2 separate regions of the Homo sapiens genome follow, and region 2 is linked to region 1. Evidence: chromatin loops called from intact Hi-C (ENCODE). Cell type or tissue: A673. All regions are shown on one strand. Links, peaks and the distances in the headings refer to the core of each region. The heading gives the core; the rest is flanking DNA.

Region 1 (11,484 bases), core at 2,100-10,099:
CTCACTGGCTAGGAGTGCCCCATGCCCAGTTCTTAGAGACCCTTGATAGCTCCTAGAAGACAGGAGGCTGCCGTGGTCAAGAAGGGCCAAGCCTTGAAGTCTCACGGCACCCCCTGTGGTGGAGGTATAAGGCTCAGGGGCCAACTACTGGGTCTTGCAGTCCCCATCGTTGCTGTGGGCTGTCTTCACCTTCTTTAGTTCCTTCTGTAGCTCAGACTCGGCCACCACAACCTCCTTTGGCTTCTGGTACTGTGGATGCAGCCAGGAATAAGAAAATAATTCAGTCACTGTCCCATCTCCTTCCACACACACTTGGGGCCCCTTCTCCTTCTGATCCCCTTATTTGCACGAGAAAATTGAGGCCTGTAGGATTGAATGATTTGCTCAAGGTCATGTGCCTGAGTAGGAGCAGACCTTGGACCAGAAGAACCCAAGTTCAGCAATTTCCACCGCTTCCCTTTCACCCTCTACCCTCTTCTAGCTGTGAATTATATGGTCAGGCTCCTTCCTGAGCCCCCTCCCTGCTCTCCCCCATGCTGAATTAGAGATGCCTATTCTCCCACAAGCATACCCTAGGGCTTGGGGCTAGAACTGAGGACTCTTATGGGATGGGAAGTGGGCAGGGAAAGAGGAAGACTCTCCCTGATGCAGTGTCCAAGAAGTCTGGGTGAATCTTACAGAGATGATCAGGGTGCAGTTGGCGTGGGCAAAGCTCAGCAAGGCGTCATCCAGAGGTAGCTGGTGTCTATCTAGATCAGGAATGGAGAACTTCTTGTAGTACCTGTGGGGACACCGAGAGGCCATTGGGGCACTCGGCAAGGTGACCCAACAGCCAGGCGTCAGGCCCTCTGCTGCCTAGCTTCTACCTAGTTCTTCCACACCTTCCACACACGCAGAGAGGGAGAAGGGAAACCAGTTAGAACACCAGTATTTCAGAGCTCAGTGGCCCTGGAAAGCATAGAATGCAAGCCTTATGTCCAGTCCAGTGGCAGAAGAGCAGAACCTAGTTATAATTCTGTGATTAGACCAGGGGTTGTAGTGACTCACATCTCAGAGCTGGGTCTCCCAAAGACAGGCAGAAGAAGCCTGGAACACACAAATAGCTCAAGCAGCTTGGGACTCCTCTACCCCCAAAGCCTCATGGAGACACCAGAAAAATGGGACGTGTTCTAACAAAGGACAGAGTAAGGACATTCAGATCTGTCTCCCAAAGCTGGGGCCCTACTGTTACCATTTACATGGGAGGTCCACTGAAGGCCTCAACTACCTCTTCCTCTTTTGGGGCCTTTCAAGGCCTTGTTAGCCTGGCCTTGTAGGCCAGAGGGAAAAGTATATCTACTAGGAGAAATCTCTTTGAGAGGACGAACCATGTTACTCATCACGGAAGCTGGACCTCTGGACTACTTGGCTGGCCCCAAGTCCCTACTCCTCCATTTTTACATATCACACATGGTCCTTATCATCTGCAGGTGCCGGTTCAGCGATTAATGATGCCTTTTAATTAAAAAAAAAAATAGAACAGATGGCAACACCCAGTCTGTAATGTGTATAACTAGACTTTGCAGGAAATTTGACCCCCCTTACCTAAAAGGGAACTCGGGCTCAGAGAGATGAAATATCTTGCCTTGTTTCACGGCCAGTTGTCGGTAGGGATGGGAGTCAAGATTAGAGTAAGATTCCTTGTCCTTGGTCTGATCCTTACTACACCAAAGCACAATGAATGGCCTCCTCATCTCTAACAGTACACCAATTTGGCATTTTCCTTGGTGGAAATGTGGCTTAGGCTCTGGCCAGGGGCTGCTAGACCTGTCACTTGGGCAAGGCATCACTTTCTGCTGCAGAGGTTGTATGGGCTGTGAAGGGAAACACCTCAGGCAGGTACAAACAAACTCAAGTGAGAGGCCTGGGGAGGATGGGGCTTTTAGTACTTCAGAGGGGCCTGGTCCTTGTGGTGACAGCTACCCTGAGTCCACTTCAAAAGCCCCTATGCCCTGGGGACTCAGAGAGTTGACATCAATGCAGCACTTCTGCCCCCGTCCTCCCTGCCCAAATCCCTCCGTTCAACAGAGGCTCTCGGGGCCCCTCTCCTCCCAGGTTCCCCACTCCCCACCAAGGTACTGGGACCCATGGCAGGAAAAGAATGTTTACTTAAAGGCTGACAGTTCAAAAGGAGTGGGGGCTGGGGGATCCTAATGGCATTGCAAGTTGCTTTATTTTCCAAAGCTCTGCCCCAGGGAAAGGCGATCCATCTGCCTGCAAACCGGGGATGGAATGCCTGCCTCATCCTCTTCCTAGCCAGCTCAGGCTGAGGGCTCTTCCTGGGGCCTTTGGTCTGGCCAGCAAAGGTGGCAGACACTGATAATAGGGGAGAGTCAAAGGTTAAACAGCAGAGATTAGATGAACACAAAGACTTGTTAGGAAGTGTTAACATCTTCCCTGCAAATATACACAAAAAGCAGAACCAGGAGGGAAGCAGCCCAGCAGAACCATTCCCCCAGGCTGGGGCAGTGGGACCGGAAAATGAATCCCAGGGCTTGGCCACAACAGCAAGGACAGGATCAGAGGGAACTTTAGGTGCATAGCTTGCACCTGCTTTCCTTGAACTACTCCTACCACCAGGCAAGAGGAATGGAGGCAGAGCAGGTGGAGGCTCAGCTTGGTTTTGAGTCTCTTGTAATAGATTTAGTTTATTGGTCGAGGTTAACCAACTTCTTAGAAGCTCCCGATAGGCTCAAGGGAGTAGGGAGCATCTGCCTTTTCTCCTCCTGGGGAAGCCCACCCCCTTCTCACACCCATTCCCCCAGACATAGGGTTTTTCCATGATAGGTACTGTACTTGACTTTCTCACCAGCACCTGGACAAGAGAGAGACCCACTGTGCTTCTGGAAGGGTCATAACGTTCAGCCTCAGGCAGCTGTAGGTAGGCAGCAAACATTTATTGGGCATCAACTGTGTCCCAGACCTTGAGCTGTGAGCTGGGGATTTAAGGATGAAGAAGAGGGCGGGCCTGGTGACTCATGCCTGTAATCCCAGCACTTTGGGAGGCTGAGGTGGGAGGATCACTTGAGGCCAGGAGTTCAAGACCAGCCTGGGCAACATAGCGAGACCCTGTCTCTACAAAAAATTAAAAGAAAAGGATGAAGAAGAAACAAGGCCTCCAGATGCAGTGGCTCACTTCTGTAATCCCAGCATTTTGGGAGGCCGAGGTAGGCAGATCACTTGAGGCCAGGAGTTCAAGACCAGCCTGGCCAACATGGTGAAACCCTGTCTCTACTAAAAGCACAAAACTTAGCCAGGCGTGGTAGCAGCACCTGTAGTCCTAGCTACTTGGGAGGCTGAGGCAGGAGAGTCACTTGAACCCAGGGGGCGGAGGTTGCAGTGAGCCAAGATCGTGCCACTGCACTCCAGCCTGGGCAACAGAGCCAGACTCAATCTCAAAAAAAGGAACAAGGCCATATCCCTGCTGATCAGACCTTGTTTTGTTTCTGCTAAAAGATGAACCCTTACAGCAGGATAGTTCCCTGGCTTCCTGCAGATGCCCCGCTCTCCCCCATTCCCACCTCCCTTCAATGTTCTATTTCAGCCATACAATGAAAGATGACATTTTAAGAGCTTATTCTGTGCCAGGTTCTAAACACATTTAATTGTCAAAACAACTCTCTCAGGTTGGTTACTTCTATTATCCACTTTTAAACAAAAGGAAACTGAGGCCCAGAAAAGTTAGATATCTTGCCCAACTCACAAAGCTGGTAAACAGAGAAGCCCGTATTAAAGTGAGAATTCCCCAAATCTCCTGACACCTCCATGTCTCCACATTCTCACCACAAAGTAATAGCCCGCCATAGTCTAGATTATTTGCATTTGTCCAATGATGGGGCAGATATTGAGGTGGGAGGTGGGGATGTTCAACAATGAACAGGTTGTCTCCCCTGGGGTCCGAACACTCTGCGGGTCCCCTGGGTACTCTCTCCAACACATCAGTGGCCTTCCTTTCTGAATGTCAAAAGTCTTCAAAAGATGTATGTGGAAGTAAAGGCTTGTAGCAGAACTCCTGGCCCTGCCTTGTGACCCCGGACAGGTCACTTAATTTCTGGGCCTCAGTTTCCACATTCCTTCTTCGAATAAAAGAGCTGCACTAGATGAACTTGAAGTCAATGTCAAAGGGCCCAGAACAGGCCAACTCTGTACCTGTCTTCTCCCTGTTTGACAGACGACTCCTCCATTTTGACTATTTCAGTAATGATCTATTGCCTCCCACCACTCTCTACTGTATCCCCTCCCCAATCCAGCCTTTCAACCCAAAAGGGCACCAGAGGCCAGGCCCTCAGAGGGAGAGAGACTCTGGAGGCTGAAGGCAGGAGCAGGGCTGCTGTGGACAATCACTTGGGTCATGCCTCACATACCTCAGAGGGGGTGCCATGCACACCTGCACACCGCATGGCCAGAGGGGTCCAGAGAAGCCTCCAACCAGTCCGCCTTTAGAAAAGCAGCAAGCAAATCTTCTTAAACATCAAGGCTCTGGGCAAACTTGGCACCCCCACCCACAGTCGCCCCCTGCTAGACAGTCACAATCACACACACATACTAAAGGCTCTCGGCCCCACCAAAGAGAAGCCTGTTTAATCCAGAGTTTCTTAAATTTATTTAACCACAGAATCCTTTTTTCTAGTGAAGCCTATTAACACCTCCCACAGTGTTACTATCACCGATGTCAAATCAGCCAAGCTCTCCTCAGATTCCAATTTCCAAAGAACTGTTGAGGACCTGCTTCAGGCCAGCCGTTGTGCTGGCCTGTACATATATGATTTCATCAAATTCCCCAAAATCTGTGAAGTAGCTGTGAGTCTTCTCTGATAGATGAGGAAACCTTGCCTAAATTCTACAGCTAACAGTGGCAGAGGCCAGATTTAACCCAACAACTTCTCACTCCTGCACCCTGGCTCATTCCACCTACAGCGGCCAACTTCCAGGCTGAGGCTAGGAGCCCTCTTTCTGCACAAACGTTATCAGGAATAGATGGTCCAACACTGGGATCCTGGAAAAGCACTTTTTTCCTTCCCTGATTCATCCCTCACTAATATGTGAGGCCAAGGACATGATACACTGCAATCAATTCCTTCAAGTAAAGTCACCAACCCAGCTCTTCAGAGACAAGGCAAGTATGGGTAAAGAAACTCTGGCTTTGGTTAGTAACCACATTCCAGAATATTAGAACTGGGGCAGGTTATGGAACCTCCAGGTGAAGGAAGAGGTCAAATCAGAGAGAAATGCCATGATGTGCATTTCTGAAGTGCAGATGTCTGAGTATCAGGAGAGACAGTCACTAACTTTCAGCAAGCTGGTTCATCATGCTGACTTTATATATACATTTATATAATCATCTATAACACAAGAATAAAAGTATGGATCCTGTCCACCTCCTGACAGAATGATGATCAGAAAACAGATTTTAAATGTACTATATCCTTAAAAAGCTAAACACTGTGGAAGGGAGTAGCCATTGAGTTTTTGGCTTCTGGCCAGAGGCCACACTTCCCCACCTGCCAGAATGGCCACCCTGGTCTGGGTGTGGTGGCTCATGCTTGTAATCTCAGCACTTCAGGAGGCCAAGGCAGGAGGATCACTTGAGCCCAGGATTTTGAGAGCAGCTTGGGCAAAATGGAGAGACCCTCAACGCTATAAAAAATTGTTTAAACTTGGCCAGATTGGGTGGTATGCGCCTATAGTCCCAGCTTCTCAGGAGGATGAGGCGGGAGGATCCCTTGAGCCCAGGAGTTCAAAGCTACAGTGAGCTATGATTGCAAGAAGTGGACTCTAGCCTGGGCAATAGGGCAAGACTCCATCTCTTTTTTTTTTTTTGAGATGGAGTCTCACTCTGTCACCCAGGCTGGAGTGCAATGGCATGATCTTGGCTCACTGCAACCTCTACCTCCTGGGTTCAAGCGATTCTCCTTCCTCAGCCTCCCGAGTAGCTGGGACTACAGGCATGCACCACCACGCCTGGCTAATTTTTGTATTTTTAGAGAGACAGGGTTTCGCCATGTTGGCCAGGCTGGTCTCAAACTCCTGACCTCAGATGATCCACCTGCCTTGGCTTCCCAGAGTGCTGGGATTACAGGCGTGAGCCACCGCGCCCAGCCAAGACTCCATCTCTTAAAAAAAAAATAAATAAATAAAAATAAAAATAAAAAAGAATGTCTATGCAGGCTGTAACCCCTGATGAGAAATAAATCTCTCCCTTCCAAATTAATAATAATAATAAAGGAATACCCATTGAGTTCTATATAATTAATGGGAGTAAAGGTATAAAATACATTCTTCCAGGTAGAAGGTAAAAATGCCACTAGGTTCGGGAACGATCTGGCTAAGGGTTCAGCGGCCTCTAGGTTACCTCCCAACAGAGAGACCTGAGGAGGGCAGGGATGAGCCAGGCTGGGACACTGGACCAGAGGCTCAGTGTGGGTTCCAAAGTGGGCCCTGAAACACTCCTCTGTCCTCTATGGGAATCCAACCCTCAGCCCTGCCCCTCCAGGGGCATCACTCCCATCCCACCTGGCCTCACCCATCATTTCAAAAATGTCCAACAACCCCTGCTTGCCTTGAGAGCTAGCCTGGGCCTCCAGCCATGGAGCTCCTGGCCAACAGCGCCACCTATGGCTGGATGTGCGCAGGAGATGGGACCCAGAGGATATGCTGGCAGATGAATTTTTTGGTGAGCTAGCTAGCCTCTTTCCTCACTCCCTGGTAATCACATTTCTGTCTGATATCTGTATTCGACAGTGACCTCTGGGGGACAAAAAAGAGGCAGCAGCCAGCTTCACAAAGTGCTGGGCTGCAGATTCAAGTGCTATCAGAAGCACTTTTGTTCCCAGTTTGGACCCAAGGCCTCTTCCACCAAGGAATGCTTGCTGAAGCATGGAGTTTGTTCTCCTACAGGCAATTTCTCTGTTGTCTGAAATTGCTAAATTCCACTTTAGGCAGTGACTCCTGTTAATGATGAGAACAATAACGGGAATAAACTGCCTCTTATCTGAGGGCTTCAAAGTGCTTTATAAACACAAACCCTTATTATTATGACTTTATATTTATAGACAAGGCCCACTGCAGGGGCTGCTGGCTGCATGTACAGCAATAATCCTGAAATTAATTCATCCATCTCCACCCTTTCCCCTGTCCTCTTAACCCTGCCAAAGCAATGGGATATGGGGGTCACAAGAGGATGGCAGCACCCAGGGCTGCGATGGGGGAGTCTGGGAGCTACCCTGCTTCCCTGTGGGCCTCGTGAGCCTGAGGGAGATGGAAGGGGAGACTGGCACCACATCACCTGAGGAGATGCACAAGGAGCTGTGTCCCCATTACTGCATGTAAAGCAAGAGATGGGTGGGGGCATCCCCATGAGGCATGTTGAATGGCTTCACAGCTTGCAGACAGGTAACTTATAAAACCTCCCATCTCAATGCCCAAATCTATTTTGTGGGAGTTGTCCCTAGACTGTATTCTCTCTAGCCCAGGTCAAGATTGATTCATTTCAGGGTCATTCCCTTCAGGCCTCACACAGGGCATTGTTCTCCTGTGATCAGTCAGGGCTCCAGAAACCTAAATGAGATCAATGCATTTCCAAAATGGAAATGCACTGTGGCCACCTTCTGTCCTTTCAACCCCTGCAGTTTGCCTCCCCTCTAGGGGACCACAAAGGGAAGTTGAGTACCCCTTTTGAAGCATTATGCAAGAGACTTCCAAGCGGCCCAAGCATCTGCCCCACTGTCAGTCTGGGGAGGGATTAGGTTTACTGCTGCCCAGTCTGCTTTAAACTGCTGTCAAGTACTGCTTTAAAGGACTGTCACTCCCACTTCAGACAGGGGTGCCTTCCAAGCTATGGCTCCCTGCCAGCTCTGACAGTGATGTCACCAGGCCACCCTTACCAAGGCCTGGCTCCAGTCAGGAGACCAAGGTCATAATAACCTTTCAGCAGAACCACCTGAGACCACAAGTTAATGGTCCTGTGATTTCCCTCATCATCTCATTCATTCAACAAATATTTACTGAGCCCCTATCTATGCCAGGTACTATACTAGATACTCATTCAAGTTTCTCTTCCCCGATGGAGCTGATTACATTATTCAGGCCGGTCCTGCAGAGAGGAAGCCCTTCCAATACCTGTAAGCAGAAGGGCTTCCTCTCTGCAGGACCGGCCTGAATAATGATCCTAACGCCAGATCAAACCCCACCCTACACCCCGCTCATACACAAGCACACAGGGTGCCTTCCACGCTACTCACTTCTTGTTGGTTGTTCTGACAATGATGCAGCGCTCCTTCTGGTCCACAGAGACACTATAGACATCCTTAGGATAGGGGAGGTTTCGAATCCGCCACTGGAAACTCATCTTGGTGTCCTTGCGCATGAAGATAGGCTGCAGAAGGCAAATCCAACTCGAGGACTGTTCCTGGGGAAGGGAAGGCTCCACCCTCATCAGAGCGCTACCCCGGGGCACAACAAGACCCTCAGCTCTTCTCCACTGCTCCCCTCTGACGCTGCTATTGCTACAGCACTCCAGGCCCTGAGCCCCCGCCCTGGGACGATCAAGCCAAAATGTCTGTATTCATTCAAACAAACATTTATAGAGTGCTGTGTCCAGGTGGCACACTGGAGGCGAGGAGGTGAACAAGACATGGTCCCTGCCCTCAAGAGCCAGCAGCCCACAGCCCACCCCCACCTCAGTCCGTGCAAGACACCTGGACAGATGGACGTACATTGGCATTGCTTTCCTTGATGAGTTCAGGCCCCAGGTTCCCTGCTCCTAGGGGCGCTGGGTCTCCTACTTCAAGCTGCCACTGGCCCATGGCTCCCAGGGCACTTTTCACACGCCACTTTCTCACTGGGGAGAGAAGCAAGCATCGGGATGAGAAGCAAGCATCAGGATGAGAGTGAAGAGAGGGTCTCTGCTCTTTTCTGCTGAATCACCGGCACCACACTAGGTAACTAGCACAAGATGAAAGTGGGAGTGTTGGGCCTTTACTCTCAGCTTTGTTAATCTAAGGAGGGACCTCACAACTTCTGAAATTTCAGTAGAGCATTTCAACATTAGACAACCCTCAAAGCGCATCTCATGGGTGCTCAGGCAAAAGGAACTGGAATGAAGCTCTGAGAAGAGCCAAGTGGAGTCAAGAAACCCTCAGGTGTGGCTTCAAGCAAGGAGAAGATGTGAAGATTAGGAAAAGGGTTGTTTCTGGTAATGGAGAAAATTTGGATCCCAAAAAGGAGTTGAAGCACACTTTTTCCCTCAAAAACATGCAGAGGAAAAAATAATTAAGAGGGTGAAAGCTGTTCGGCAGGTCTGTATCATGATTCAGAAAGTCCAAATATAGAAATTCACTCTTTTCAGGTATACCTTGCTTAAAAAAAAAGAAAAAAGCAAAAACAAAAAAACGCTCCAAAGCTGCATTTAAACAAAATCGTAGGCACATGCCATATTTTAAATGCACGGTTTATAAAAGATCTAATGTGAATTTTTTGTAAAAGGGAATCCTTCTAGAATGCAAATAACCATCTCTATTTTACCTTGTTTCATAACCCAGATGCTTGCATAAGATTTTAAGGCACATATATTATGAAAATTATAAATCAAGAAACTAGTTGAATGGACTACCTGAAAACCCCTGCTGAGATTTTCATTTTCAGGAACCATGCGGTCCATCACTGCAGGGGGATCTTTTCTGAGCCATGACCTCCTATCCCCCAGTTCCTTTCCCTTCCTGCTGCATTTGGAATCCGGGGCTGCCCACTATGGTATCCTCCAGCCTGAGGAGCCCAGCTGGTGCTAAAGACCAGCAGCCTCTGTAGCTGTTTAAGGAGCTAAACAACTCAAAAAGTGCACAGTACTCAGTTACAGTTGTTTCTGTTTGTGTCTTTTTCCAGGTAGGAGTTGAGAGCTACAGTCAGGTTCTCAGCACTAGGCAGCCGGCGGTTTTACTTTAGACCTTTTGAGCAGCTGTGTCAAATCCAAACGCCCTCACCGGTATAAGTAAGGCACACAAGCTGAACACAAAAGTGTGCTGTAAAATTAGAATTTTCCCTTAAATATGTGCTTTTATAAGGTCTGCTGCATTCTGCAGTGTGATTTTATTACCTCTTAGGGCCAAAAATTCTCCCTAGAAACACATTTCCAAGTTTATAATGAAAATTAATAAGGAAGAGTAAAACTTGGAAATATGCTTTATAGGCAACTTTTTTCCCCCACAAATACTTCTCTCTTAAGTGAACGGACTGTGACCAGGAGTATATCCAAATCTATTCAGTGTTAATACCTCACTTCACTGGAAGCAGCCTTCTGGGGGCCTCTGACACAGTTGCAAACTCAGAAGTGACAAATGCCTCCGAGCAGCAGCTTATTGTGAAAAGATCCATGTACCCTACTCTATACTATAGGAAAGATCACTCTCAGATTCTCGCTCAGACTAGGTATAAAATGCTGTGTGTAGAATAAGGCAGGAAATTACTTTTTTTCTCAGGCATATTGACAATGGTATCGGGGACAACTCACACTGGACGGCAGTGTCAGAACCACATAAACACTTGGGACCATTTAGTGTAAGGGCAAACAAGCACCCTTAGACTCCAATGGTGCCACTTTATAATAGAACACAACCATCACAGATTTTAAAGGTGGAAGTTCCTTTAGAAAGCATCTACTCCAGGCCGGGCGTGGTGGCTCATGCCTGTAATCCCAGCACTTTGGGAGGCCAAGGCGGGCGGATCACCTGAGGGAGTTCGAGACCAGCCTGGCCAACATGGAGAAACCCCGTCTCTACTAAAAATAAAACATTAGCTGGGTGTGGTGGCACACGCCTGTAGTCCCAGCTACTGGGGAGGCTGAGGCAGGAGAATCGCTTGAACCTGGGAGGTGGAGGCTGTGGTGAGCTGAGATTGTGCCATTGCACTCCAGCCTGGGCAACAAGAGTGAAACTCCGTCTCAAAAAAAAAAAAAAAAAAAAAAAAAAAAAAGAAAGCATCTACCCAATGTCTGTATTTTTAAAATGAGAAATAGCATTTTTTCCCTGACTGCTCTCTTTCAACCCTTGCCACTACTCTCTAGGAAACAGACTATGAAGAATTACTGAGGCTCAAGGAGACAATCTTACAAATGCCACGGCTAAACTCCAGGTCTCCTAACTCCAAATCCAGAATTTGAATTATTAATAAAACTTTATTCTGAAAGTGTTCAATAAGCACATGTAATATTTTGAAAGGTTTCTGTTTTTTTTTAAGTAGCTCAATTTATTTTTTATATTTGGCCTTTAAAGGGTAAGCTTTGATTATCTGAAAAAGTAAATTATGAGGACTACCTCACGACCTAGGGCTGGATAAGTGAGGTGCCCCTGTAAGTCATGGGCCTTGCTAAAATGGGTGTCCTAATGCATAATAATGCACCAAGGTGGCCTGGAGGGACGACAACCACCCCAGGGTTTTCTGTGCACTTTTACT
Region 2 (10,944 bases), core at 2,717-10,716, 470 kb before region 1:
CTCTGGCGATTCCTCTCCCCTCCCCTCCCCTTCCCTTTTCTTTCTTTCTTTTTTTTTGAGGCAGGGTCTCTCCCTGTCACCCAGGCCGGAGTACAGTGGTGCAATCACAGCTCACTGTAGCCTTGACCTCCTGGGCTCAAGCAGTCCACCTCAGCCTCCCGAGTAGCTGGGACTATAGGTGTGCACCACCATGCCCGGCTAATTTTTTTTTACTTTTCATAGAGACAAGGTCTCACTATGTTGCCCAGGCTGGTCTCGTACTCCTGAGCTTAAGTGATCTTCCTGCCTCGACCTCCCAAACTGCTGAGATTACAAGTATGAGCCACTGTGCCCAACGACTCTGGGGATTTTTTTCCTGAACTGGGAGCCATATAATATCCAAATTGATAATCTGCACCCTCTTTCTTCCTTCCTACAAGCTGCAAGAGCCTCAGCCTGCTTACTGTCTACTTACTCAATCCCTGGGACTCCTCATTCCTCTAGATTGGAAGCTGAGGGGGGTACCATCTCCTCAGCTCTCCCCACACTTATTTGCCTCCCTGTTCACATCTCCCTAAAGAAAACTACATGGTACCTTTTCCTTTGAAGGATTTTACAGTTGATCATTGTGGGGAAAGAGACCCAAGGTTACCAAGTCGCTAGTCTGGGGGAAGGTGTGAAAATTTAGGAAATCTAGGAAACTTCTGCCAGCCCTGGTCTCTAGAATGAAAGGGCAGCCAGTAGTGTGGCTCTTTCTCCTCTCCTCTTAGTCCTGGCTTGAAGACACCAAGCAGGGCAACTGTTCATGTCCTCCTTGCCTCAGACATGACTGCATTTGAGCTTCTTCCAATTGGTTATTTATTTATTTATTTATTTATTTTTCTTGAGACGGAATCTTGCTCTGTCGCCCAGGCTGGAGTGCAGTGGCGCGATCTCGGCTCACTGCAATCTCTGCCTCCTGGGTTCAAGGGATTCTCCTGGCTCAGCCTCCCAAGTAGCTGGGATTACAGGCACCCGCCACCACACCTGGCTAATTTTTGTATTTTTAGTAGAGAGGGGGTTTCATCATGTTGGTCAGGCTGGTCTCAAACTCCTGACCTCAGGTGATCTGCCTGCCTCAGCCTCCCAAAGTGCTGGGATTACAGGCGTGAGCCTCCGTGCCTGGTCCTAATTTGTTATTCTCACCTCTGTATTTCCTCAGCCCCATGCGGGAACAGACCCCTTAAGGAAATATTTCTAGGAGAGCCACAAAGACTAAAGAATCTCAGTCCAAGGAGGTCTTAGTAGGGCTGACCTCCAATCTCCCTTTTCCTATAATCAGTCCCATGGAGTTGGGGTTAGAGAAAATTGCGATATTATCAGGGGACCCGTAGTCTCTCTATGGTACCCCAAAAATAGTGAACAAGAAGGCACAGATGTTGTAGTAGGTATGGGATGGGGGTATCTTCTGAGCTCCAGATCCCACTTTTACATTACCATCCCATTTCTACCATCTGCCCCCATCATTGTGAATACGCAGCTGGAAGACATTGGGATGTCAACAGAATTGATGAAACAGAAGATTTGCTGAATTCAAATTTTAAGAAATTTGGCCAGGCATGGTGGCTCACTCCTGTAATCCCAGCACTTTGGGAGGCCAAGGCAGAAGGATCACAAGGTCATGAGATGGAGACCATCTTGGCCAACATGGTGAAACCCCATCCATACTAAAATACAAAAAAAATTAGCGGGTATGGTGGCACACACCTGTAGTTCCAGCTACTCGGGAGGCTGAGGCAGGGGAATTGCTTGAACCCAGGAGGTGGAGGTTGCAGTGAGCCAAGATCACGCCACTGCACTCCAGCCTGGTGACAAAGCGAGGCTCCATATCATTTAAAAAAAAAAAAATTGGGGCCAGATGTGGTGGCTCATCCCTGTAATTCCAGCACTTTGGGAGGCCAAGGAGGGTGGATCACCCGAGGTAAGGAGTTCGAGACCAGCCTCGCCAACATAGAGAAACCCTGTCTCTACTAAAAATACAAAAATTAGCCAGGCGTGGTGGCTGCGCGCCTGTAATCCCAGCTACTTTGGAGGCTGAGGCAGGAGAATCACTTGAACCCGGGAGGCGGAGGTTGCAGTGAGCTGAGATCGCGCCACTGCACTCTAGCCTGAGTGACAGCAAGATTCCATCTCAAAAAAAAAAAAAAAAAGAAATTTGGTGTACTGATAGACTCTGTGGATTTGACTATTAATATGCACAAGTTCAGAATCCATCCCTTTGAGAGACAGGGATATGAGCACTGACCTGGGATAGATGTGAGGAAAGAAAAGGGGTGACCAGGGCTTGACAGGGTATGATGGGCAACTGAAGCTGGGCGACAGAGCTGGGAGGCACAGGGCAGACTTGCAACTGACTGAGATCTGCTGCTCTTTTGTTTTCTTTTTCTTTTCTTTTTTTATTTTTATTTTTATTTTATTTTTTGAGATGGAGTCTCATTCTGTTGCCCATGCTGGAGTGCAGTTGTATAGTCTCTGGTCACTGCAACCTCTCATTCCAGGTTCAAGCGATTCTCCTACCTCAGCCTCCCAAGTAGTTGGGATTACAGGCACATGCCACCACGCCCAGCTAATTTTTGTATTTTTAGTAGAGATGGGGTTTCACCGTGTTGGCCAGGATGGTGTCGATCTCCTGACCTTGTGATCCCCCCGCCTCGGCCTCTCAAAGTGCTGGGATTACAGGCATGAGCCACCACTCCCGGCCAGCCTTTTTTTTTTTAATAGATGAGGTCTTGCTCTATCACTCAGGCTGAGTAGCAAGATCATAGCTCTCTGCAGCCTCAAACTCCTGGGCTCAAGTGATCCTCCTGCCTTAGCCTCTTGGTAGCTAGGATTACACTGCTCCCAGACCTTTTGTTTTATTGATGACTCCTCAGCTGTCCCCTGCCTCCTTGACCCCTTGGAGCTTAGATTCCAAAACACTATTCAGAAGAGAAAAATGGATGGACCTCAAGTTCTCTTCTGGTGTTCCCTCATGCCAAGCACTGAGGTCTCTACCCCTTGTGGGTCTGACTGCTGATATTAAGGGGATGATGAACAGGCTAACAGAGTGAGAAACATGGGATCAAGAGCCCATTCCCAGCTCCAGTTAGATTTGCCATGAAAACAAAACCACAACCCTTCAACGTTTTCTGGGGCCACCTGGGAAGGTGCTGCATTCTACAAAGAGAAACTCTATCATTTATTAGAGAAGCCACAGAGGTTTAGGAAATCCAGTGTTCCCTCCCTCCTTTCCTCCCTCCCTCTCTCTCTCTCTCTCTCTTTCTGACAAGGTCCTGCTCTGTCACCCAGGCTGCAGTGGCATGATCTCGATTCAGTGCAGCCTCAACCTGCCAGGCCCAAGTGATCCTCCTACCTCAACCTCCCGAGTAGCTGGGACTACAGGTGCATACCACCATGCCTGGCTGATTTTTTGTATTTTTTATGGAGACGGGGGTCTTACTATGTTTCCCAGCTGGTCTTGAACTCCTGACCTCAAGCGATCCACCCACCTCGGCCTCCCAAAGTGTTAGGATTACAGGCGTGAGCCACCATGCCTGATCCTCGCTCTCTTTCTGACTCCCCTTTTCTGGTTTGATGCTTCCTGGCTATCCACTTCCAACCTTCCACTTTGGAGCCATTTCCATCTCTTCTTCCCAAGCAACTCTTTTTTTTTTTTTTGAGATGGAGTCTCGCTCTGTCGCCCAGACTGGAGTGCAGTGGCACGATCTCGGCTCACTGCAGGCTCCGCCTCCTGGGTTCAGGCCATTCTTCTGCCTCAGCCTCCCAAGTAGCTGGGACTACAGGCGCCCACCAACACGCCTGGCTAATTTTTGTATTTTTAGTAGAGATGGGGTTTCACCGTGTTAGCCAGGATGGTCTCCATCTCCTGACCTCATGATCCACCTGCCTCGGCCTCCCAAAGTGCTGGGATTACAGGTGTGAGCCACCACGCCTGGCTGCAATCCTTTCTTTATTCCCAGAAAAGCCACATTATGTCCTTCCCTTTCCCAATATTCACAGGGGAGACCTACTCACTAGGGAATTCACTATGGTCTGACCAGTATGGTGGAGGGAAGAAGTGGTTGCTGATGTGTCCCTCCCCACTCCTTAGGCTCCCTGTAAATTCCATACCCCACACTGACCCTCCACTATCCCAAAGAAGCTATGAGAACAACGAGCTTATCTAGTCAGTCATAAGCAGTCACTTGATTTCCCATCTGGACAACTATCTCAGTGATACCTAGATCAGCATCCCCCCTGCCCTGTCCTAGGACCTGGCCTAGGATCTCTGTGTCCCCCTGACCCAATACCTCCCCTCAGTCTACCCTTCCTTCCCTTTCTCTACTGTGGCTCCCAATAGCCTTCCCACCCCAGCAACAGGGCTCTGTAGGAAAGGCCTGCCCCTCAATTCTGAGGCTCCGGGCTGTTCCTAGAGCTTGCCTGGGGCTGTTAGGGATAAGGGCAATGCCCACCTTCCCTACTTTTCTCCAGAATAAAACAAAAATAATAGAATTTGAGATGACTGCATATCACCTTGGAATCCAAATGGCTGCCAAAGCCTGAGGACCTGAAATCTATGTAAAGCCTGAACAGTTTGCTCCTCCAGGGCCTCCAGGAGGCCCAGGATGAGATGGGTCTTCCACTTTCTTGGTGGAGGTCACCATTCCCCTTTCCTCAGCCAATCACAGCTCCTTCCCTTTTCCTCTATTCTCTAGATAATGGAAACTTCTGGAAGACCAGATCTAGCTCAGCTGCCCCATTGGCTTTATGCATTGGCCATAATTCTGGTGACAGGCCCCAAAGGACCTTCTCTCTGTGCCTTCCTTCATCCTCCCAGCATTCATACCTGAGAGCCTCCTCTGCTCCCCAGAGTGAGCAAATGTCCCTGTTTCTCCCTCCTAGGCCCCTCTCCCCATGCCCATCTGTTGTCTCTCCTTTTCATTCTCTGCATCCAGTCCAGCCCCATCTTCTTCCTCATCTCTCTGATTCTGTCTCTCCTCGCCTTTGTTCTTGCTCCTGTCCTGTCTTGCTCTTGTGCAGAGACCTTCAGAGCCAGGCCCAGGCCCTCTGTTTGGGAATTACAGGAGAAAGCACTCTAAGTCTTCTATCCACCACTGGGAGTGACCCTAGGCACTCAGTCCTGACCTCACAGCCCGATTCATTCTCTCTCCCCACCTGAATTTTTATTTAAAGCAGAAATGGGAACCCATGCAGTAATAGTGTAAGCAAAGCTTATAATTCTCATGGTCTGTGAGCCCTGAAATTGTGATTCTGGAAAATATTTTTATTGGGGGGGCTCACCTCTATTTCACATTTCGTGCATTAAGTGAGACTTTATTTATTTTGAAAAAGTCCCAGCATCTTCCTGTACTTCAAATTCATATAAAATGTGAACTTGCTATGCCCTCCCAGGAAACTCTGCTGTGTGCCCTCAACTTCCTCCCCAGTTGGACCAAATTATCTAAGTCAGGTTGGTAGCTGGAATAGACTTCCAATCCTGGAGACGAAGAATCCTGCCAGCCCAGGTCCCCTTTCTTCTGGGTGATAACCATCCTAGTACAAGTCCAGGGCCCTTTCCCTTCTCCATAATTCTGTTCCTTGAATCTCTCCTTCCCTCTTCTCCTCTCTTGCTCTAAGAGAAGCTCCATTTACTACATCCAGAGGCTTCCTCAGTTCTTAGTTAAAAATGGGCAAGTGTGCATGTTTGAGGGCAATGGGTGGAGTTGGCAGTGACAAGAGTAACCACCAGGGGGAGCCTGTGCCTAAGAAGAGACTGAGGTGGCATAGTGGAGCCACTCAGGACTTTTTCCCCTTCATTCTGGGGCAGTAAGGCTGCCAAGCATTCCAGCCCAGGGTGGCTCCTTATAGACCTGGGAATCTAGAGCTCCTTCCTCCCCCCTTTCTGGCTCTCCTCTTTTCCTGATTACCCGGGTCAGTGTGAACCAAACTGCTACATCTACACAATGTGAACACTTCCTAAGGACAGGTTAGGAAGAACATGGCCCCTGGAGGGCCTTATTATTTATTTATTTATTTATTTATTTAGACAGGGTCTCACTCTATTACTGGAGTGCAGTAGTGTGATCACAGCTCACTGCAGCCTGGACCTCCTGGGCTCAAGCAATCCTCCCACCTCAACCTCCCGAGAAGCTGGGACGACAGGCGTGTGCCACCATACCTGGCTAATTTTTTTGTTTTTTTGTAGAGACAGGATTTTGCCATGTTGCCCAGGCTGGTTTTGAACTCCTGGGCTCAATCTATTTGCCTGCCTCAGCCTCCCAAAGTGCTGGGATTATAGGCGTGAGCCACAGTGCCCAGCCTGGATGGCCATATTCAACGTAGGGATCGATCTTCCAGACCTTTGACCTCAACCCACAATTTCCACTAGCCCCTGTCACCAGTCTCTTCCTTGGAACCTCATTGACTCAGGCTTTCCTATCCCTTCTCAAACTCTCCTGGTTTGGGGATCGGGGGCACTGGGTAGTACCAGTTATGTCCATTGCTTTCACCTCCACCTCAACTCCCAAGATGGTCCGAGCTCAGTGGCTTCTTCACCCCTGCCACTGTCCTTGGTGGCTAGGTTCTGCCTTCAGATCCACCTGACTTACTGCCATCAATTTCAGGGCTGGATCAACCAAAGAGTCAGTCTGGCTTATGAAAAGAAAGGAAGAGAGCCAGAGAATCTCTACAGGCCAGAGCTTAATCCCTTCTTTTCACCCCAGGTCATAGGGCCTTGTCAGTTCCTGCATTCACAATAATAATTAGGCTGGTCGCAGTGGCTCACACCTGTAATCCCAGCACTCTGGGAGGCCGAGGCAGGCAGATCACCTGAGGTCAGGAGTTCGAGACCAGCCTGACCAACATGGAGAAACCCCGTCTCTACTAAAAATACAAAATTAGCCAGGCATGGTTGTGCATGAGTGTAATCCCAGCTACTTGGGAGGCTGAGGCAGGAGAATCGCTTGAACCCGGGAGGCAGAGGTTGCGACGAGCCAAGATCACACCATTGCCCTCCAGCCTGGGTAACAAAAGCAAAACTCTGTCTCAAAAATAATAATAATAACAATAATAATTAAACCTACTATGAACCTGGCACTGTGATACATGCTGAGGATACCAAAATACAAATAACCATGGTCTGTGTCTTCAAGGGACTTGTATACTAATCAGGGAAATGAACAAATAACTAGGCAATCACAGTATAAAAAAAGAGAAGACTGGAAGAGAAGACTGGAGAGGCAGGGCCAGACACAAAGGAAGGGATGGCTTTCTTAGGAGTTTGGCCTTTACCCTGAATGTTGGGGTAGGTGATGAACTTGATCAGATTTGCTGTAGTATACAATACTCTCGGTAACCAAGGTTAGATTTGAGGAGACAGGGATGCCAATTAGAAAGCCAGTATAGGCCGGGTGCGGTGGCTCACGCCTGTAATCCCAGCACTTTGGGAGGCCAAGGCGGGCGGATCACAAGGTCAGGAGTTCAAGACCAGCCTGGGCAACATAGTGAAAATCCATCTCTACTAAAAATACAAAGATTAACCGGGCATGGTGGTGCACGTCTGTAGTCCCAGCTACTCGGAAGGAAGGAGAATCGCTTGAACCCGGGAGGCGGAGGTTGCAGTGAGCTAAGATTGCGCCATTGCACTCCAGCCTGGGTGACAGAGCAAGACTCCATCCCCTCCCCCCAAAAAAAAAAAAAGAAAAGAAAAGAAAGGCCGGGCGCAGTGGCTCATGCCTGTAATCCCAGCACTTTGGGAGGCCAGGGTGGGCGGATCACGAGGTCAGGAGATCCAGACCACCCTGGCTAACATGTGAAACCCCATCTCTACTAAAAATACAAAATAAAATAAAATAAAATAAAAAGCCAGAGTGATGGCAGGCACCTGTGGTCCTAGCTACTCAGGAGGCTGAGGTAGGAGAATGGTGTGAACCTGGGAGGCGGAGCTTGCAGTGAGGTGAGATAGCGCCACTGCACTCCAGCCTGGGAGACAGAGCGAGACTCTGTCTCAAAAAAAAAAAAAAAAAAAAAAAATTAAAAAAAGAAAGAAAAAGGGAGGCTTGGGTCCCTGAGGCCACATAGGCAGTTGAAGGAGCCTTGCGCCCTGCTTCCTCGCCTTCACCCAGGATGCTTGCTGGGACTACTGTGCAGTACTCCTTGTGCCTAGCTTTACTGCCATGTGAACCTGAGAGAGCTCCTGAGGTGAGGCACACCTATGGAAATGCTCCTGCCCACTGGCTTAGGATCCTCCCCTCACCTTCCCAGGGACTTCAGACCCCCCTACTCCAGTCCTGCCTGTGGACCTTGGATCTGAGACCTTGTTCACCACTCAAAACCTTCAGCAGCTGGGTGCGGTGGCATGTTCCTAAAATCCCAGCTACTTGAGAGGCTGAGGTAGGAGGAGTGCTCGAGTCCAGGGGTTCAAGTCCAGCCTGGGCAACATAGCAAGAAATTGTCTCAAAAAAAAGAAAAGAAAAAAGGCAACCAAGCCAGGCATAGTGGCCTGTGTCTGTAGTTCCAGCTACTTAGGAGGCTGAGGCAGGAGGATGGCTTGAGCCCATAAGCCATTGCACTCCAGGCTGGGCAACATAGCAAGATCCTGTCTCTTAAAAACAGAAGCAAAAAGCTGGGCATGGTGGCTCATGCCTGTAATCCCAGCACTTTGGGAGGCCAAGGTGGACGGATCACCTGAGGTCAGGAGTTCGAGAGCAGCCTGACCAACATGGAGAAACCCCATCTCTACCAAAAATACAAAATTAGCTGGGTGTGGTGGTGCATGCCTGTAATCCCAGCTACTCAGGAGGCTGAGGCAGGAGAATCGCTTGAACCCGGGAGGTGGAGATTGTGGTGAGTCAAGATCGCACCATTGCACTCCAGCCTGGACAAGAGTGAAGCTTCGTCTCAAAAAAAAAAAATAGAATTAAATTAAATAAATAAATAAATAAATAAGAAACCCATCAATGCCAGAACTTACCCCTTTCTCAGGTACTCAAGGCCAAGGACTTTGGCTTAAGATCTCCACCCTCCTATTCAGAGACCTCTGTCTGATAACCCTCTCAGGAACTCCATTAAAACTCAGTCACACGGTGATCCCTGTGCTGTTTCCAAAGTCCTGCATCCCTGAGCTGTCTTCCAAAGTCCTGAGATGCAGCTGGGATCACTTGCACCCTCCACATTGAAAGGAAGGATAAGGCTAGTGTGATCAAGCACTGAGCCTGTAAAAGCAGGTAAAAGTCACCATCTAAGCCCACCTGCTCTGCTCAGAGCTGCTGGGCTGGGTGGCCTTCATCTGGAGGCCCTACTAGTGGGTGGTCCCAGGGAACTTCCTTAAGCCATACAACCTTAATGAAAAACCTGGCTTCCTTCTCTTACCCATGCCCCAGGGGCCCACTGAGTAGAATTCCTTCTCTCCTGGGCACAGGAGGACCAAGCCAAATCTCAGGCTTGGGAGATTTGAGAAGCAACAATGATTAAGCAGGATCATGAACAGGAAGCAGCCTCCCATTGAGGAGCCATGATGAGCCCAGTTTCAAGACCAAGAAGAGGAACTCCTTCCAGACCAGGAAGGGGCTGAGGTGGAGGCCAAGACTGGAACTGTCCCTACCCCTGGGCCTCTGGCAAGAACAGTAGCTTGACTCCAGGTATTGGTAGGCAGCCTGGCTTGAGGGCCAGGACAAGGGCCATCCAAGTTCTGGAGGAGGCCAAGATGGTACCTCAGGACTTGGCCATGTAGATGAGCCACCTCAGGACCTCTATGAGGCTGAAGAGTTAACACCAGCCACAGATAAGACTAAGTAAGCTACTTCTCTCCCCTGAGAGACAGGAACTGTCCCTAGTCTCACTAGTCCTAGCCTGAGTCCACCTTAAGCCCAGGTTAAGGCTACCAGAATCTAAGCTGCAGGTCCCAGCTGAGGACAAAGCTGAGCAGCAGCCCTAACCTTGGCCCCAACCCTGGACAAGGGGTATCTGGGACTGCGGATGATGCTGAGTAGCTGCATCCAGGGTCCTAACCTAAGCTAGAACCAGGGGTCTATCCTACGCTAGGCTGAGGGGTTACTTGGGTAGAAGTGAGCATGGGGCAAAGGCCTCTTCAGAGTTGAGCCTGTTGAATACATCCAGACAAGCAGAGATCTGTGTTGCAGACGCTCTTATTTCTTGACTTGGGAGAGTCAGCAGGAATATGGGGCTCTCCAGATAGCTCTGCTCCCAGTGAATTTTGTTACTGAGCCAGAGAGCTCTGCAGGCAGCTCTCCTGTCTGTGGCAAATCTTCCCCTAAACTAGAAGCTGCTTCAGAAATCCTGGTGGAGACAGGCAAGGACCCAGGGCCCAGTAAAGTTCCTACTCCGGAGCAGAGGAGTCCTGGGGAAAGGAAGGGTGGAGCTCTGTAGTCCTCCTCCTCTTAGCAGGCCAGGGAAGCTGGCATGGAGCCAGGGATGGGGAGTACATCCAAGCCCAAGCAGGTGGGAGCTACTGGGCTGTTCAGTGAGGTGGCTCCAATCTTTGAGGTGCTACTTTCTAGCCAAATGAACTTGGTCAAGTCATTTAATTTTTCTAAACTTCTATTTCCTGTAAAATGGGAATAACATCAGTACTTTCCCCACTGGGGTTATGAGAAGCTAGCTGAGGGATTATATAAAGATGAGTAGAATGCCTGGCTTCTATTAAATGCTCATAAATGTTAACTATTTTCATGATTGGAAGTGGGGACTTTAGCCAAAAGATCCAGATCCAACCACTCCCTCTATAACCTGCATCCTCTGAGACCTGTACCTGTTTAAAAACACACAACTGTGTATATATTAAACTATGTATATATTTAACACACACATCTTAAAAATAGCTCCAGATGACAGAACAGTATTGCATACACAGGTCCATACATGGGACCCTCCAAGTCCCAGGCACCCTTCCCTGATCACTGTGTCCTAGAAATGATTTCCTGTGTCAGT

The links. Hi-C counts contacts between places; a loop is a spot of excess contacts. Peaks named below come from ENCODE experiments on the same cell type or tissue, not always from the same donor. Only the 100,000 strongest peaks of a DNase experiment are listed, where the experiment ranks them.
Region 2: it touches region 1 in a loop (6-fold over the local background); 19 of 110 quality-filtered maps call a loop at or near these places.

The regions. Positions count from the first base shown.
Region 1 is chr10:101,598,132-101,609,615 of GRCh38, reverse strand. It overlaps DPCD (deleted in primary ciliary dyskinesia homolog (mouse)), which reads right to left. Exons shown (of 6, transcript NM_015448.3): 3 at 8,754-8,878; 4 at 8,280-8,413; 5 at 679-781; 6 at 1-249. The coding sequence ends at 145. It overlaps MIR3158-1 (microRNA 3158-1), which reads right to left and starts at 8,199; the gene lies at 8,119-8,199. It overlaps MIR3158-2 (microRNA 3158-2), which reads left to right and starts at 8,119; the gene lies at 8,119-8,199. RefSeq lists an enhancer at 698-1,413 and a silencer at 6,571-6,730. In A673, for the core only: a CTCF peak has its summit at 6,651; a DNase peak (open chromatin) is centred at 6,675.
Region 2 is chr10:102,067,883-102,078,826 of GRCh38, reverse strand. HPS6 (HPS6 biogenesis of lysosomal organelles complex 2 subunit 3) reads right to left here. Exons shown (of 1, transcript NM_024747.6): 1 at 10,791-10,944. Among named protein-coding and RNA genes, the nearest start is that of HPS6, 8.0 kb to the right of the region's middle. In A673, for the core only: CTCF peaks have their summits at 5,540 and 5,747 (motif pointing right); a DNase peak (open chromatin) is centred at 5,766.